2 separate regions of the Homo sapiens genome follow, and region 2 is linked to region 1. Evidence: chromatin loops called from intact Hi-C (ENCODE). Cell type or tissue: Calu3. All regions are shown on one strand. Links, peaks and the distances in the headings refer to the core of each region. The heading gives the core; the rest is flanking DNA.

Region 1 (8,337 bases), core at 178-8,177:
CATTCTGCATGAAATATCTGCATTTATGAATTTTTTAAAAAAATATTGTTTTACCACTTTTACTGCATATACAATTATCTAAATCTCCAAAAATGAAAGAACCATTTCTAAGTAGAAGGCCTTAGAAAAGATATGCAGATAACAAGAGTTAAATACTTACATATCAAATTTAATTAGCTCAAACCCTTAAAAACAGTTTAATTACTTTTGCTTTAAAATGCTCCACCATATTTTGCCACAGTCCAAATTTAGAAAATTAGTGGAAAGGTAACAGACACCTAAACTTTCTCTTAACAAGTCAACTTATCATAAATTTGGAATTTTTCAAGTTCAAAATAACTAGGGTTTATTATTCTTATACTTTACTGAAGACAACTAACTCTCTCCCAGTGATTTCTTTCTCTTTTCCCTTCTGATTACAACAAAAATCCAGCTACCTAAAATAGGCTTATTCCTCAAAAGGAAACAAAACTGCCGAGTTCTATGACAATAATACTAATCAAAAGTCCATTTTAATTGTTCCGGGCCCTCATAGTGTATTTGATCTGTCTCTGTGGGCATCAGGATGACTGGGCTAAGCTGTGGGGGCCTCCTCTCCACTCTGGAGCAGTTTTGCATTTCAACTTTGAAAAATGAAAAACCTGAATGCACCTAGGTTCCTAACTTGGGAAGAAAGTGCTGAAATAGATTTTGTTTAAAATAAAAGAGCTCTAAAAATCTACAGAGTAACTCTTTTGAGACAAGCGAATACATGTTTTAGCATCCAAGTGGGATATAGTCATTAACATCCTCCTTCAAAGACAGTCTAGTCAATGTATCTGCTGCAGCAAAATATTTGGGATTTGGGCAATGCATTTTGGATCTGAATATTCCCTAGGTTCTGCCAAGATAGCACCTACCCTAGGAATTTCTCTGTCAAAGTCGTCACTAAAATGTTCTAGACTGAAGGTTGTGCCCTGAAGTTCTGAATTGCAAAGGGCCACAGTGGTGTGTCCATCTTAAGAAGTGGCTATGAGAGGCCGGGCGCGGTGGCTCACACCTGTAATCCCAGCACTTTGGGAGGCCAAGGCGGGCGGATCACGAGGTCAGGAGATCGAGACCATCCTGGCTAACACGGTGAAACCCTGTCTCTACTAAAAATACATAAAAATTAGCTGGGCGTGGTAGCGTGCGCCTGTAATCCCAGCTACTCCGGAGGCTGAGGCGGGAGAATGGCGTGAACCTGGGAGGCGGAGCTTGCAGTGACCCGAGATGGCGCCACTGAACTCCAGCCTGGGCGACAGAGCCAGACTCCGTCTCAAAAAAAAAAAAAAAAAAAAGTGGCTGTGAAAAGCCTCTCTTCATTCACTTGTCTCACCAGAGAAGGCAGAGATGATTTCTCCCTTTTGAAAGATGGCTTTAAAATGACATTGAGAGGGTCAAAAAAAAAAAGAACAGACAAAATTATTTGGAAATAAAAAAGAGTACAGGCAAATCAAATGTCCCCATGTTTTTAAAAGCCTTTCTATGAAACTGGTCCTATTTATTAGTGGTGAAATACAAACCATGCTATCAAGAATCTTAAGGAAATGGATTGCTGTTAAGTGATACTTCAGAATCCACCCCCTAGCAAGGCTACTGCGCCATTACAGGAAGATAAGCAGAAAATCCTTGCCTCCCATAAGGGAAACCTTTGCTTGAAATACGTGTAAACCATTCAGTGGCAGTTCTAAAGCCAGTGATTCAAAATATTGCTCTGGAAAATTTCAGTTAACCAGCAGTACCCAGGGTCTTTACAGACGAAAACAAAGACCAAGACTTTGTCAAGGGAGGAGGTGCTAAAGGAGGTGGGCAGCCTCTGAAAGTGCAGTCTTTTTTTGTTTTTTTTGTTTTGTTGTGTGTGTGTGTGTGTGTGTGTGTGTGTGTGTGTGTGTGTGTGTGTGTGTGTTTTGTTTTTGTTTTGTTTTTGTTTTTTTTTTTGAGAGGGAGTCTCACTCTGCCACCCGGGCTGGAGCGCATTGGTGTGATCTCGGCTCACTGCAAGCTCTGCCTCCTGGGTTCACACCATTCTCCTGCCTCCACGCCATTCTCCTGCCTCAGCCTCCAAAGTAGCTGGGACTACAGGCACGCGCCACCATGCCCGGCTAATTTTTATGTATTTTTAGCAGAGACGGGGTTTCACCGTGTTAGCCAGGATAGTCTTGATCTCCTGACCTCGTGATCCGCCCGCCTCAGCCTCCCTGAAAGTGCAGTCTTAAAGGTCCAATTTTTACACTCATTAATATTACATGTAATAATCTACAGTATTAGGGATGTGATTGGTTCCTGCCTGGCTCTGTGTTGCGTGAAACAGCAATAATCTAAGTACAACATCACTTCCTATCCTCCCACCCTCCACATCCTGCAGTCCCCCATCCCTGCCCTTCTACCTGTCAAAATGCAGAAGGAAACTGATTACCACCTGGAACAGGTTATGCTCCTAGCCTTGCGTTCTTAGAACATTTTGTTTTGGAGTCCTAGGATTCTTTTTATCAAGAGAAAAAAAATTTTAAAGTATAGACAATATCCTTGAGGAGTTTGTAATCTAGGTGGGAAGGCAAAACACCCAAAGAAAAATGATGCAATAATAGCATCTTGGATGAAGACTGCTAGATCAACTTCTCAAGGGACTCAAAGCATTTCTTTAAAATTTCTTCATAAAAAAGAAGCAAGTGAATGAGTTAATTCAAAAATGGCTTCAATTGAAATCCAAAGCAGGACACACACTAGGGATAGACCATAGGCCAAGCCTAACTATGGTTTTGTCGCTAGGTCAGAGCAAGGACTAGCGAGGGTGAGGGAGTGTTTGCTTCCTACCTGTCACAAGTCTCCATCTAGATGTGTAGAAAACATTTGACCTCTGGGTTTGGTTCAGCCTCTCCCTATCCTGAGTTTGTGGGAAATAGACGGCCACGTATCATGGTCACCATCATCCTCGCTCTCTGCATAACCCCAGGTGCCCTGGGCCAAGGGTTTGGTGCCTGCAGGCTTGCTGAGCCACAGCTTCCGCCGATTCCATGCTTTGACCCCACGCTGGGGTTTACATCCCAGTTCTCATCCAAAATGCTAGCCCCTGCTTCATCTCCATTATCCCTCGGTTCTATCCCTTCAAGATGGGCCTTGCTTTCTCTACGCTCAAATTATATCAAGCATCCTAAGATGTAAGTTCCAGCATCACTACATGGGATTCCAGTTATTGCCACCATTATCTCAAGACTCTGGCTCCTTGACTGCCTCTCTTCCACCCATCTTCCTGCATCCCTACCCCAGCCAGAGCAAACTCTGTACAAACAAGGGCATAGCTCAGACCCAACATCCCCCTGTATTCTATAATCAGGCCCTCTGGCCACCCTGAGCATTAGAACTTCCACCGGCTCTGTTTTCCAGCCTGACCCACTCCTACTCCCTATACTTCAAAATTGTACCACTGAGGTCTCTACACCTAGTGTTCAAGTCTGCTCAGGTTATAAAAATTAGATGGTAAATTTTCCAAAATGCTGTCATCTCCACGTCATGTTCTTAAATGCTGGTAGCTATGCAATGTATTTAACTTTGAGGTGTCTCTTTGTTCTCTTAGGAAAAAAGCAAACTGGAATAGATGGGTTTGGGGATGCCTCTAAGTCGTCATGCTTTCTGAGTAGTAAGAAACAGTATGAGGCCAGGCACGGTGGCTCATGCCTGTAATCCTACCATTTTGGGAGGCCAAGGCGGGCAGATCACCTGAGGTCAAGAGATTGCGAAGAGCATGGCCAACATGGTGAAACCCCATCTCTACTAAAAATACAAACACGTAGCTGGATGTGGTGGCACATACCTGTAGTCCCAGCTATTCGGGAGGCTGAGACAGGAGAATCGCTTAAACTCAGGAGGTGGAAGCTGCAGTGAGCCGAGATAGTGCCATTTCACTCTGGCCTGAGCAACAGAGCCAGACCCCATCTCAAAAAAAAAAAAAGACATTACCCTCAAATATTTGCATCTGATGATAATTCTAAGGAAGTAGTGAGGTTCTACAAAACTTATCAATTTTACTCTTTAGTTTCACATTGATGGCATCAGGAAGAAAACCCCGATGAATTCTTCAATGGCCTCTGGTCCATTCTGTAACGTAGAACTTCTAAAACTCAAGAGTAGTAACTTGGACACAAGGTGGTGCTAAGGGGTAAAAAATTAACTGTGCGTCCTTTTCCCGAAAGGTTACCTCGAATACTCAAGGTTTTCGGGGCACTTAATAGTTTACAAATGTTTTCACACACATTGTCCTGTTTATTCCTCAGACTCAGCTAGTCTCGTGTTCTAAATATATAAATGAGAAAAATAAGGTCCCCTTAGGTTGTGTGACTTGTCCAAGATAACTCAGCCCAATCTGGATCTCCCTTCTAAGTCTAGGTTTAGTGCCTTTTTTTACTCTCCTACACAGGTTAGTCCCTTTTTTATGTGAAGTAAGAATTCTCAATAGGGCTTCCATCAACATCTGCCAAGCTAGGGAGTTCTGAATGCACCGATGCAACTTACATCCTGTGCCTCACTCGTGTTGCTAGTCAGGGGACCAGTGGGGTCTTGGTGACTCTCTCTGTGTTCTCAAGAATCCTTGGCCAAATTCTAGGATTTAAAAAGTAACACATAAAAATTTGGGCCGGGATGGGGGGGATCCCAAGGAGAAAAGATGAGTTCTGACGATACTTGGATTTAGATCCACCTGGGTAGAAGACCCCTGGTCTAAGCTTCCTGCTCATGCAGAGCTGTGGCAATGCTGTAGAAACACTAGCCTGAGGCTCCCAGAGCACCCTCTCCTGGTGCAGCCTCATCTCTCTCCTGATAGGGCTGAAGGTCTGTCTCCACATGCGGGCAGGAAGGCCCTGGTCCCACCAGTGCCTTCATAGCCATGTGTCATATAAGCCAGACTGAGAGGCCTCTGCAGATGGCAAGGGAAAATCAGATGGCTTCTCCTGTTGAGATGATCTCCTCATAGACCTAAAATACCCACAATGGGTGGTACATTTCTGGCTGTATGAGTTTCCCAGAGCTGCCATACCAAATTCCCACAAACTCAGTGGCTTACTGAGTGTATTGTCTGATAGTTCTGGAAGGCAGAAGTCTGAAATCAAGGTATCAACCGGGCTGATTCCTTCTGGAGGCTCCGAGGGAGAATTCATTCCATGCCACACTCCTAGCTTCTGGTGGCTCCGGTGTCCTTTGCACTCCTTGGCTTTGTAGACTCATCATCCCAATCTTTCTGCTTTTATGTGGTTTTCCCCAGTGTCTCTGTGTGTCACACATATTCCTGTGGCCTCAAACTCCTGGGCTCAAGCAATCCTCCCACCTCAGCTTCCTGAGTAGCTGGGACTATAGGTGCAGACCATCACACCAAGCTAACTTTTTTTTTTTTTTTTTTTTTTGGAGACAGAGTTTCACTCTTGTTGTCCAGGCTGGAGCGCAATGGGTGGCGCGATCTCGGCTCACTGCAACCTCTGCCTCCCAGGTTCAAGCAGTTCTCCTGCCTCAGCCTCCAGAGTAGCTGGGATTACAGGCACATGCCACCACACCCAGCTAATTTTTGTATTTTTAGTAGACACGGGGTTTCTCCATGTTGGTCAGGCTGTTCTCGAACTCCCAACCTCAGGTGATCCGCCTGCCTTGGCCTCCCAAAGTGTTGGGATTACAGGCACGAGCCACTGCACCCAGCCAACACTGAGCTAACTTTGAAAATTTTTTGTAGAGATAGGGGGGTATCCCTTTGTTGTTCAGGCTGTTGTCAAACTTCTGGGCTCAGACGATCCTCCCACCTCAGCCTCCCAAAGTGCTGGGATTACCGATGGGTCCCTCTTGTTTTTTGTTTGTTTGTTTTTTAATAAGAACACTAGTCATTGGACACTAATCTCCTAAATCCAGGATGATTTCATCTGGAGCTCCTTACTGATTACATCTGCAGCTCCTTACTGATTACATCTGCAAAGGCCGTATATCCAAATAAGATCACATGCTAAGATTCTAGGTAGACATGAATTCTGGGGAAACACTGTTCAATTTCAAGCATTCACAACTTTTCTTCCTTTGAACTAATCCTCCAAGTTCTCTTCCTCTGAACTTATAGAAGATGGAGAACAATGGTCACTGTCATCCCCAGAAGAGCTCCTCATCTCCCTTAGTTGGGACATCCTGCCAGTGCTTTCTCTACCAGGATAACACCAGCCCTCTTCAACTGCATTTTTCTCTACACACAACATTCTCGTTTGCCAAGGTCATTCCATGGAACCAATGTCCAGCGTCTTCTCTTTCCTTAGATCCCACAGTCCATACTCAACCTCCATGTGAAGACAGAGAATATCCTTTTGAGTTGGAAGGGATGTTGACTGACTTCATCCATTTATTTTGTTCTCATTCCGAGTCTGGATTTGCCTGCGTCCCTTGTAGCTTAAGAGCCCTTTTAATTAAGACATGACTCACAGATCATCTTCATGTCAACAGGCAACAATATTGTATACCTTCGAATTTTTCAATAACGAGCCTTGAACAGAACAAACTCTTTGTTTCAGTGAAAAATGCTAATTGAAAGATTTTTTTTTCTCAAAAGGACATTGAACGTAAACCAATGTACTAAGCAAAATGTAGATGATGCCTCTCCTTTTATCTGCTGTTCCTTCAAACAGAAAACAAAGTACCACCCCAACCAACCAACTCTTCTGGCAGGAAAAAGAAAGAGTCCTCAAATTACGTTCTTCAACAAAGGGTCAGGAAGGAAAAGTGAATGTCACAAACACCATTCAAAGCACCGCAGAAAGTAGTCAGTTTGGTTTCTTTCAGAGGCTGGAAGAAAACGTCCTTCTCCCCCGTCTCCCTTTGTTTTTAAGTTACTAAATTCCTTTACGTTTGTTTTCTTAGGAAAGTGACATTATAGGTCATTAAGCAACTATTAAAAACACAAGTGAGAAAACCCAAAGCGTGGGTCTTTTTCCTCTGATATTCTTTTCCCTGGTTTTCAGAAAACAGTTTTAAGAGTTGGAATATTTTTGTTAATGTCTTTGTGGGCATTTCCGTCATCTTTCCATTTGTAACAGCCCCTAAATAAGGCAGCTAGGGGAAACCTGCCTTGTCTTAGCACACCTGCTATGCCAAAACAGGAACATGCATTCCCCCACAATGGGATGGGTGATTTGCCAAACAGACCAGAGCTCCCAAATTACCTGCCTTTTTGCAGTGCTACACCCAAAAATCAACCCGTTGACTGATGAAATCAACCCGTGTGGAACTTGATTTTCGACGTCCTCTCTTCCTCCCACAGTTGGACAAGAAAGGGGAAGGAAAGAGAAAAGGGAGAAAAGCCCTCTTCCCACCGGGTAAGTCCAGGTGAGTCCCATTCACCACCGTCATTGCCATTGTGCGAGGCTGCAGCATGGAGCTGGCCCCCCTCTAGCCACAGGATCGAGCTGGCTTCAGAGCTTCCGGGGTCTCATCCTCTTGCAAATTTCTTTGGTGGTGAAATCTATCAAAGGAATCTCAAAACAGATTACATGGTAAATTATCGTCTCCATTCTGGGCCACTCTCCATGCCCCGCTGTCCGGCTCCGACAGACAGCCGTGGGTGAGCTGCCGGTGGAAAGCCTCCGAGATAAGAAGATTACAGAATGTCATGTGCCTCCGGCGACTCAACTTCACAGCTAAACTTCTCCAGCCCAGGCAGTTCATCTGATTCGCATGGGTCACAGGCTGTTTCAATTAATGCCTCTCTAATGATTCAAGTGTGTGCCCTAATGTGGAAGGGGAATAGAGAGAAGTCAAGCCAGGGACCTTAGCATGTCTGTCCTCTCCACCCTCTATCTCAGAATGCTCTTTCCCAAGCTGACTTATAAGAAAGGAGAAAATGGGATGGGAAGGAATATAGAATTCCTTTCAGACAGAAACCTTTTATGTCACCTTCCTGTCGTTACCAATGCAATTCTGTGAGTCTTCCGTGGGCTGTGGATCCTAGAGTAGTGAATAACAGCCCTGATACGAAAACAGAATGCAGAAAACAAATGAGCATTTTGAAAATAAAAAGCCTGGCTTTTAATCCTATTAAGATCATGGCTGCTTTTTTTTTTTTTTAATTTCTCTCCCCTGCCCTAAAAACTCCGAAAGAGATACCGATGTTCCCATTAACATAAATGCTGAAATCAGCATTTCCTTTGAAAGAAGTTGTTAATATTTGGAAATGGTCAGATTTCCAATCCAAGCTTTGATTGTTATTCTATACTAGCCAGCAAGTGCCAAGGTCACAGGGAGATTCACCTGCAGACTGAGCTAAATGAATCCACTCGGCCACAATGCATGTATAATTTAACA
Region 2 (8,337 bases), core at 20-8,019, 390 kb after region 1:
GCAGCTAGCATGCTTTCATGGCTGTCAGGCAAAACCCTAGCCAGATGCCCAAGGGACGCTACAGAGCATTCACATCACACCTACACCCCAAGAGCCATGTCATAGGGACAGAAAGAGGCAACCCCCATAACATAAAAATTCAGAAATCAAGAGGGCACTGAGGCTGGGCATGGTGGCTCACACCTGTAATCCCAGCACTTTGGGAGGCCAAGGCAGGTGAATCACTTGGGTCAGGAGTTCGAGACCAGCCTGGCCAACATGGTGAAACCCTGTCTCTACTAAAAATACAAAAATTAACTGGGCATAGTGGTGGGCACCTGTACTTGGGAGGCTGAGGCACAAGAATCGCTTGAACCCAGGAGGTGGACGTTGCAGTGAGCTGAGATCGCACCACTGCCCTCCAGCCTGGGCAACAGAGTGAGACTCTGTCTCAAAAAAAAAAAAAAAAAAAAGAGGGTACTGAATCACTCTCTCCACTCATAATCCCAACCCTCCCCACCCCCGGGTTTGTGCAGACACTAGACAATAAACCTTTTAGACTTACCAAGAAACAAAAACAGATTGAGCCCTTGACCTCCCAGTTACCAGTTCTTTTACATCTAAAGACCTGGGTTAGAGAGAGCACATGATTTCTCTGCCAGAGAGGCAGTGGTAGACTCAGTTTCTTTAGGTTGAAGTGACCTGAATAGCAATGTCAAAAAATGTAAGATCAGTCTTGCTGACTTTGGAACCACATAGACAAGATACTGTGAATGTGTCATTTGATTCCACTAGTGGTTAATAAAGGCAACCCTGAATACTAGTAAGGTAGGAAGAAACTAACATTGAATTCTGAGTGTACACACGCACACACACACACACACACACACACACACAACATAGACCAGGTTTCCAGAGGTGCCAGTTGTTCAGTTCAAGCCACAAAACAGCCCTTAGCATGCTAACCTGCAGAATAACAGCCATCCAGATTCCCTCCCAGCCTGATCCCACTTCATTTATCCTCTTGACCTCCTTACCTCTTACTCTTTCCTTTTCCCTCCTTCGTTTTATCCGATCAGATTTCAAGATTGAAAAAGGGGCAGCTTTGAGAAAATGAATTGCTACAATCAACAACCAAAACATCAACAATAAAAGGCTGGAGATCAAAGGAAAACACCCTCAAACAAAATGATCTGAAGAGTTTCAGTGAAAGGAACTATTTCCAGTCCGATGGGTTTTTAACATAGACAACATCTTGTGTATTTATTATGTACAACATGTTGTTTTGAAATACATATTCATTGCAGAATGACTCAACTAAGCTAACATATACATTACCTCACATACCATTTGTGTGGTGGGAGCACTAAAATCCACTCTCAGCAATTTTCAAAATAAGACACATGATTATTAATATAGTCACCATGTTGTACAATACACCTCTTGAACTTATTCCTCCTAACTGAAATTTTATGTTCTTTGACCATCTCTCCAACCTGCAAGTAGGCACCATTCTATGCTCCAATGAGTTCAATTTTTTTAGATTCCACATATAAGTGGGGTACTGAGGTATTTGTCTTCCAGGTTCATCCATGTTGTCACAAATCACAGGATTTCTTTCTTTTTTAAACCTGAATACTATTTCATTGTGTGTGTATGTATGTGTGTGTGTATATATATATACACACATACATATAGAAAGTATATATACATACAGAAAGTATGGTGTGTACATATATATCCATACCTTCTGGATTAATTTACCCACTGAGGGACACTTAGTTTGATTCCATGTCTTGGCTACTGTGAAAAATCCTGCAATGAACAAGGAAGTGCACACATCTCTCTTCAACATACTGATTTCATTTTCTTTGGATATACACCCAGTAGTGGGATTGCTGGATCATATAGTAGCTCTGTTTTGAATGTTTTGAGAAACTTCCGTCCTGCTTTCCGTAGTGACTGTGGTCATTTAGATTCCCATCAGCAGCTCCAGCACAATGTTTCCTTTTTGCCCCCACAACAGGCAGAAATCAAGATATAAAGAGAAACATGGATAGAAGAGATGCTTTCCCCTTTCCTCCCTCATTAACCCATGGCTGCCTCCATAAATGGAAAGAAGACTGGATGTGAGCATTCTATGATGTTTCAGACACTCACTGAAAATTACATAGTTAAAATAAAGACCAGAGTTGATGCTACCATTTCTGCCTGAAGCTTATCCTGAAAGTAGCTCTGGGGAAAGAGTTCTCTCTCTAGGATCCAAAAGTCATGGAGGTAGGTTTGACGTCCTACTATGTCCCACTACTTGTTGCCTCTAGGTTGGGAATTGTCATGTGGTTTAGGTGCCTTAAGATTCTTCCAGTGTGAGATGTGGGAAGCTGCTCCTTGTGACTTGCTCTGCCTTTTTCCTGGTGCCAAATACCATTCTCAACCTCCAACCTCCCACTCCAGGCAGCACATCCTGTCTTTGGACAGCCCGCCATGCTAGTGTCTGCCATCCAGTAGTCACAGGCCATCTTCCCGCAGGTTCCCAACAACCTGAGAGGCTTATTAAGGAGACAGCAACAGAGACTCAAAGAGGTTAGTAATGTTGCTTTCAGTCACAAAATCAATTAAGGGGAGAGTCAGGATGCCTATGCTTTCAAGTTCGACTGGCTCCAAAGCTTGTCTTCTAAGCCCACAATGCTATTTCCTTAAAAGGACAGAAGGTTCTCCCTTCATCAGGAGCTCATTCATTCATTTTCTTCCCCCTGAGAGCCTCCATGTCCCAGCCTGGAGTTGGGCATGCTGCATAATCTCACCCTGGTCTCCTGGAGATAACGTTTCCTCCTTGCTCTCTTAGAGTAGGCAGGAGAATATGATATTTACAAGAAAGTGCTTTGATGGGGGTGTGGGGATAGCTTGGATTTGAATCTCAGGTCATCTACCTATTTGCTGTAGGACCCTGCACTATACTTCCTTATACCTGTTTCCACACTCTTCAAGTTGGCATAATAATATTCTATTTCATGATAACATACAAAAATAAGTTTTGATTCTAAACCTAGAATATAAAACAGTGCCTGGCACAAAGAATAATATATATACACCTACTAAATAAAAACTACACTCCTTCTCCCCCAAGATTGTCGTGATAGAAATGCATCATTCAGGGAGCAAGAAAAAAAGACCCCACCACAGTTCAAGATGCCACTCAAAGCATAACACTCAGGCCATGGCCTATTTGGTTTCTACATCAGGTCTGCCCCACCCACCTTTAGCTTTCAGTGGACTAAAGACAAAAAGGGTCTAATGCATTCCTGGCGGTTTTTCAAAGCATGGCAGAAGTGAGTCGGGTTTATAAGATTAATTCTTTTCACTCTAGGCAGTGGGTCATATCAGAACCTTCACTCAACCAACTCAGTGGATAATCTCCTTTTATTACTTTCAATCAAACTAAGTGTCTGCAATCTGTACAATGGCCACCAATTTAGTGGGAAACAATAATTTGTAGAGCATGATTATAAAAAGATGAGATAGAACACAAGGTCCAGATAAGCATCCTGTAAGTTTGTTCCTATCTCATTGCATAGAAAGCTTTTATGACCCAAACTACATTAGGGACATACAGCTGTTCTGCTATGCTAAAAATCAAAGAAAGAAATAGACATTGTTCACAGATCAGTTTCTTATTTAAATAAGAGAAACAGCCTATTGGTTAAATTCATATCCTTTGTCATACTCACATGGAGCGATCCATCGCTCGTACAAGTTAAACATGAAAAGATTTCATTGTATAAAAACCAGAAGCTTCTTTTAAAAGATAATAAAATTCTAGTTACACAACTGGACAACATCACAAAGCCGTCTGGATTGTGGAAACCACTCTCTTCCCGTGATGGATAATAAGGCATGGGGTTTTGCTTGCTTTGATTAATTTCAGAATATTGCAGAGAACCCGCATAATCCCTAAGATAGCAAAGGAGAGAAGGAGAAGCGATGGGCAATGATAAAAGCGTAGTAATGGAGCAGGAGCTGTGTTTCCTCTGCTGTAGGAACGCTCCCCTCTGCACCGCCGCACCCACCCTCCCCGCAAAAAAAGAAACCAATTTCATTTTGGCAAGTACTAACCACAATAAGAGTCGACACACAAAAATGTCCTCTGGCTCTGGGGCTTAAATTATATGCACCGAGGCCGAGCAATGCAAAACAAAAACTATGAGATGTCTCCATGACTGTGATCAGATATATAACATAGCTGGAAAACGTACATTTCCCTTTTTTCAAAGCACAGCAGCCATTATTTATACAAGTACTGAATATGGAAAAGGCTCTGACAAATTTACAGTGGTGTTTGGATGGATGAGGATGGTGGATGATGGATGAGGGAGACGGAGGATTCCCTTATTAAAGCATCAAATTCTTCCCTAAATATCAAATAGACATCTTAGCCACAACTGCACTGCTTCTTGCTCAAAATTACATAAACCAACCCTGTTAAATGTTTTTCTTTAATAGGAAAAGGCAGGATTTTCTCCTAATAAATATTGTTAATTTGGACTCTGGCATTACGTACCTTTCCTTTTTTGCATAATGTGGACTTCAAAGTGTATGCCTGTCAAACAAGAATAAATGTGACAATTCACAAATATAAATGAATGCCAGCAAAAAACTGAGGCACAATCTCAAGCATGCTATTTTGTTCTAAAATTTTAGTAAATAATTTAAGTAGATATAATCTTCCAAGTGTATTTTTGGTGTCTTTTTGACAGGACAGAAGCTCTGAAGGGGCGGAAACTCACCATTCACTATACGATTTTTTTATCCTGTGCCCAGATTTTAAAATATACAGAACGTTAGAAGCACTGCAGTGCCCACTAGTGGACACATCAGAATCACAGCTGCCTCCTGTCCTCTTTCAATGAAAACCAGTCCAAAGGCATTCACCATAGTGGAGTAAAAAACAGGAAGAAAGAGTATGAAATAAAAAGCATCTGCTTTAAAACCCGTTTGCGTGACCATTCACTTCTTATTTTATCTTTACAATGATAACAGAGGCATGCACAAAGAGAAAAACTTTCTTCTGCGAGGCTCAACTTTTCTATCATTTGATCCTATTGTAAAGTCAATGGTACACAGAGCTGTATTTGGCGGCACTGAAGATACTCTTTAAATGAATAAAATGCTCTGTGTTTAATGACTCTTGACCTGGAAGGAGTTAGGATATAACATATAAAAGTTCGTCTCAATACAAAGAAGTGCGTCTTTACAAATTCTAACCAATCCTACTCCAATCAAGTTACCCCTTGTTACTTGGGGTAACCCTTGCTCTGCAGCGAATTGTTAGCACAGTCTCTTTTAATAGTGACAGATCCTGTCTACTCATACCCTGTAATGACATCACTAGAAAAAAATCTTTGAGCATTAGCACAATGTACATGTAATCCAACAGCAATCTGATTATAATTTACCAGAGAACAATGTTTACACATTGCAAGTGTTACTGATTCCTTTTTTAAAAAATGAAAAACAAGCCTCATTTTGTATTTTAATGTTTCTGTTTAAAAACAATGGTGATTAAGTCCCATGAAAAATATATTTGACAGATAAATCAAAAGTTATTACTTTAACTTGATTTCTAACTAATTCGTTGATTTTTAAGCAGTTTTATGAAGTCTGATTGAGAAGAAATAGGAGACATTTATAAAACACCATCCATAAAACTGTAAAACAACAAAACATTCCTAATTCAATTTGACCCAAGACATCTTATTTAAAAGCATGAGTCTGTTAAAAGAACTAACACAAGCCATGGAAACTAAGGCTATAATTGTTTTTAAGATTCTAGAAGTACATAGAACTTAGGCTAGATATTTTATTCTAACACATGTGAACTGGAGATATTATAGCTTATCGGCAAATCATCTGGGCTTTACTGCTTACTTTATCTTATAGAGCACTTTAATGGGCCTAATCTGCATTTTGGAGAAATGAGGAAACAGTGTAAAGACCAATGACCCTCCCCAGAATTTATTCCGCAGGTCCAGTCCCCTGCTTTGTTATACCTTCTCTAAAAGGTCCCTGCCCTGGCAGCTTTCAAATCCATTAGAAGCCTACAATAAGGTACCATCCTACTGTAATAAACAGTGTCATGGGGTGGTGGGGAGAGGAGGGAAAATTAGAAAGTGGTCAAAGATAGTCTTGGGAAAGCTATCCTAAGAAAGAACATTTGAGGAAAATCAGCTGGGCGTGGCAGCATGCGCCTGTAGTCCCAGCTACTCAGGAGGCTGAGGCAGGAGAATCACTTGAACCTGGGAGGCGAAGGTTGCAGTAAGCTGAGATAGTACCATTGCACTCCAGCCTGGGCAACGGAGCAAGACTCCGTCTCAAAAAAAAAAAAAAAGAAAAGAAAAGAAAAAGAAAAAGAAAACCAAAAAACTAGCATGTTCACTTTTCCTTCAGCCCTGTAAGAGTAGGGAGGACAGTGATCTTATGATTCTGGAAAATTCAATAGGGGGCACGTAGGCGGTGTGTAGCTTCCTCCCCTTTGCCTTGCTTTTGCATTTTGTTCTTGGTTCAAAGCAATTAACTCATCAGACATTTTCATGGGCTGTTTCTGGTAAGGAATAAGTGTATGGAAATAACAAAATACATATGAGGGGAAAAGGGCACAGGGAAAAGTCAGTATATCTCCTAACAGCATTCCCCAAGTTCCCAAAATATCATTCCCAACTACAATTGGAGTTATTTGAAGAAACAAAAACAGACAGTAAATAAACTATGATAAATACCAAGAAATTAGTCTTCCTACCTTCAGGAAAAAGTCCAACAGGGCTTCTATGAAATGAATCAAATTTTGCCTTGGCACCAGGCTACAATATCAGCACCAAAAATAGGACACTTTTGCTTTAAAAAAACTGCCTCTCCTTTTTCAATGGCTTAAATTACCTGAATGTGTTTGCAATTGGTGGCAGCTGTTTGGCTAACGTATGGTATGGATTTTTTGATATATTTAAGGGATTCTTTTTTAACTAATCAGAGAATTCTCACCAACACCACTCTATGTGCTTTAGCTAACCTCTGTTTTCAAACACTCCATTAAGAATATACCTTCTTGGGATGTCTTCTTGTACTCTAATTCTTCCTGTACTATATATAATTTTTACAAGCATTGTTCCTCAAATTGTCTTTTATGGAATACTAACTGCAGATTTCAACAGGTATTCCTCAGAAAATGAGGGAGCTCAACGGACAGGTGAGTTTGGAAATCATTTGCTTAAACAGTTTGTTTACAGGTAAGAGCCTTGAATACACTAATAGATGCTGTCAACCTCCAGTAGGTTAGACAGAGTATGTCCTTGGACGTTCATTTCTAAATAAAGCACAGATTGGAAAATATCAACTTCAATCCATATAGTTCAATACCATAGTAACAGTAACAATAATAATGGTGATAATAGAGCAGCAAATAAGCCCCTAAGAGTCCAGTACTAGCACTGTTCTCAGCACTTTACCGACTTTACCCCTTTAAATCCTCACAACCACCCCCAGAGGTTCCCTAGAAATGAAGAAACTGAGTTCCAAATAAGTTAAGCTCCTTTCCCTGGCTACTGTGTGGTGGAGATGGGATTTCAACCCAAGCATATCTGGAGACTATGTTCCAAAACACTTAGAACATAGAGAGAAACTGGGCCCAGGAAATAATTGTACACCCACAATGGCTGGAGTTGTCAGGTTTCTTCTCCGCACCTACTGCCTATGTCTTAGCCTCCAATTTCTAGTCCTCTATTCCACTCTCATGTGAGCAGCTGGACTCCAGCAGCAAAACCCTAAGTGACGGCTGACCAGAAGCAGCATTGAGGATCCCCACATCCACGGTGCCTTCATCCACGGGAAGCAGAACAGAGCATGGATAAGGGAGGATCCTTGCTGGGCTTAGGGAACTGGCAGGAATGGGAGGAACCAGTGTGCACTTCCAGAAAAGCTTATTTGACTGATCCCCACATGCAGCTGCTGGAAGAGAAAGTCTTCAAGGTCCAGTGAAAGAGTTGAAGATGTGGAGAGCTATAGTTTGCTCATGGATGGCAAGACTCTATTTCAAGATGGAAATGCACCTTCCAATAATCTATTAATTAAATATAATACCAATCAACGCTCCAGTTAGAATGGCAATAATTAAAAAGTCAGGAAACAACAGATGTTGGAGAGGATGTGGAGAAATAGGAATGCTTTTACACTGGTGCTGGGAATGTAAATTAGTTCAACCATCGTGGAAGACAGTGTGGCGATTCTAGAACTAGAAATACCATTTGACCCAGCAATCCCATTACTGGGTATATACCCCAAAAATTATAAATCATTCTACTATAAAGACAC

What was found. Hi-C counts contacts between places; a loop is a spot of excess contacts. Peaks named below come from ENCODE experiments on the same cell type or tissue, not always from the same donor. Only the 100,000 strongest peaks of a DNase experiment are listed, where the experiment ranks them.
Region 2: it touches region 1 in a loop (13-fold over the local background); 21 of 110 quality-filtered maps call a loop at or near these places.

The regions. Positions count from the first base shown.
Region 1 is chr16:73,561,297-73,569,633 of GRCh38, forward strand. It overlaps a transcript of ZFHX3 not described here. Among named protein-coding and RNA genes, the nearest start is that of TRK-TTT1-1, 87 kb to the left of the region's middle. In Calu3, for the core only: no CTCF peak of the experiment used is centred there; a DNase peak (open chromatin) is centred at 4,175.
Region 2 is chr16:73,951,949-73,960,285 of GRCh38, forward strand. No RefSeq gene overlaps it. Among named protein-coding and RNA genes, the nearest start is that of PSMD7-DT, 260 kb to the right of the region's middle. In Calu3, for the core only: a CTCF peak has its summit at 4,847 (motif pointing left); a DNase peak (open chromatin) is centred at 4,833.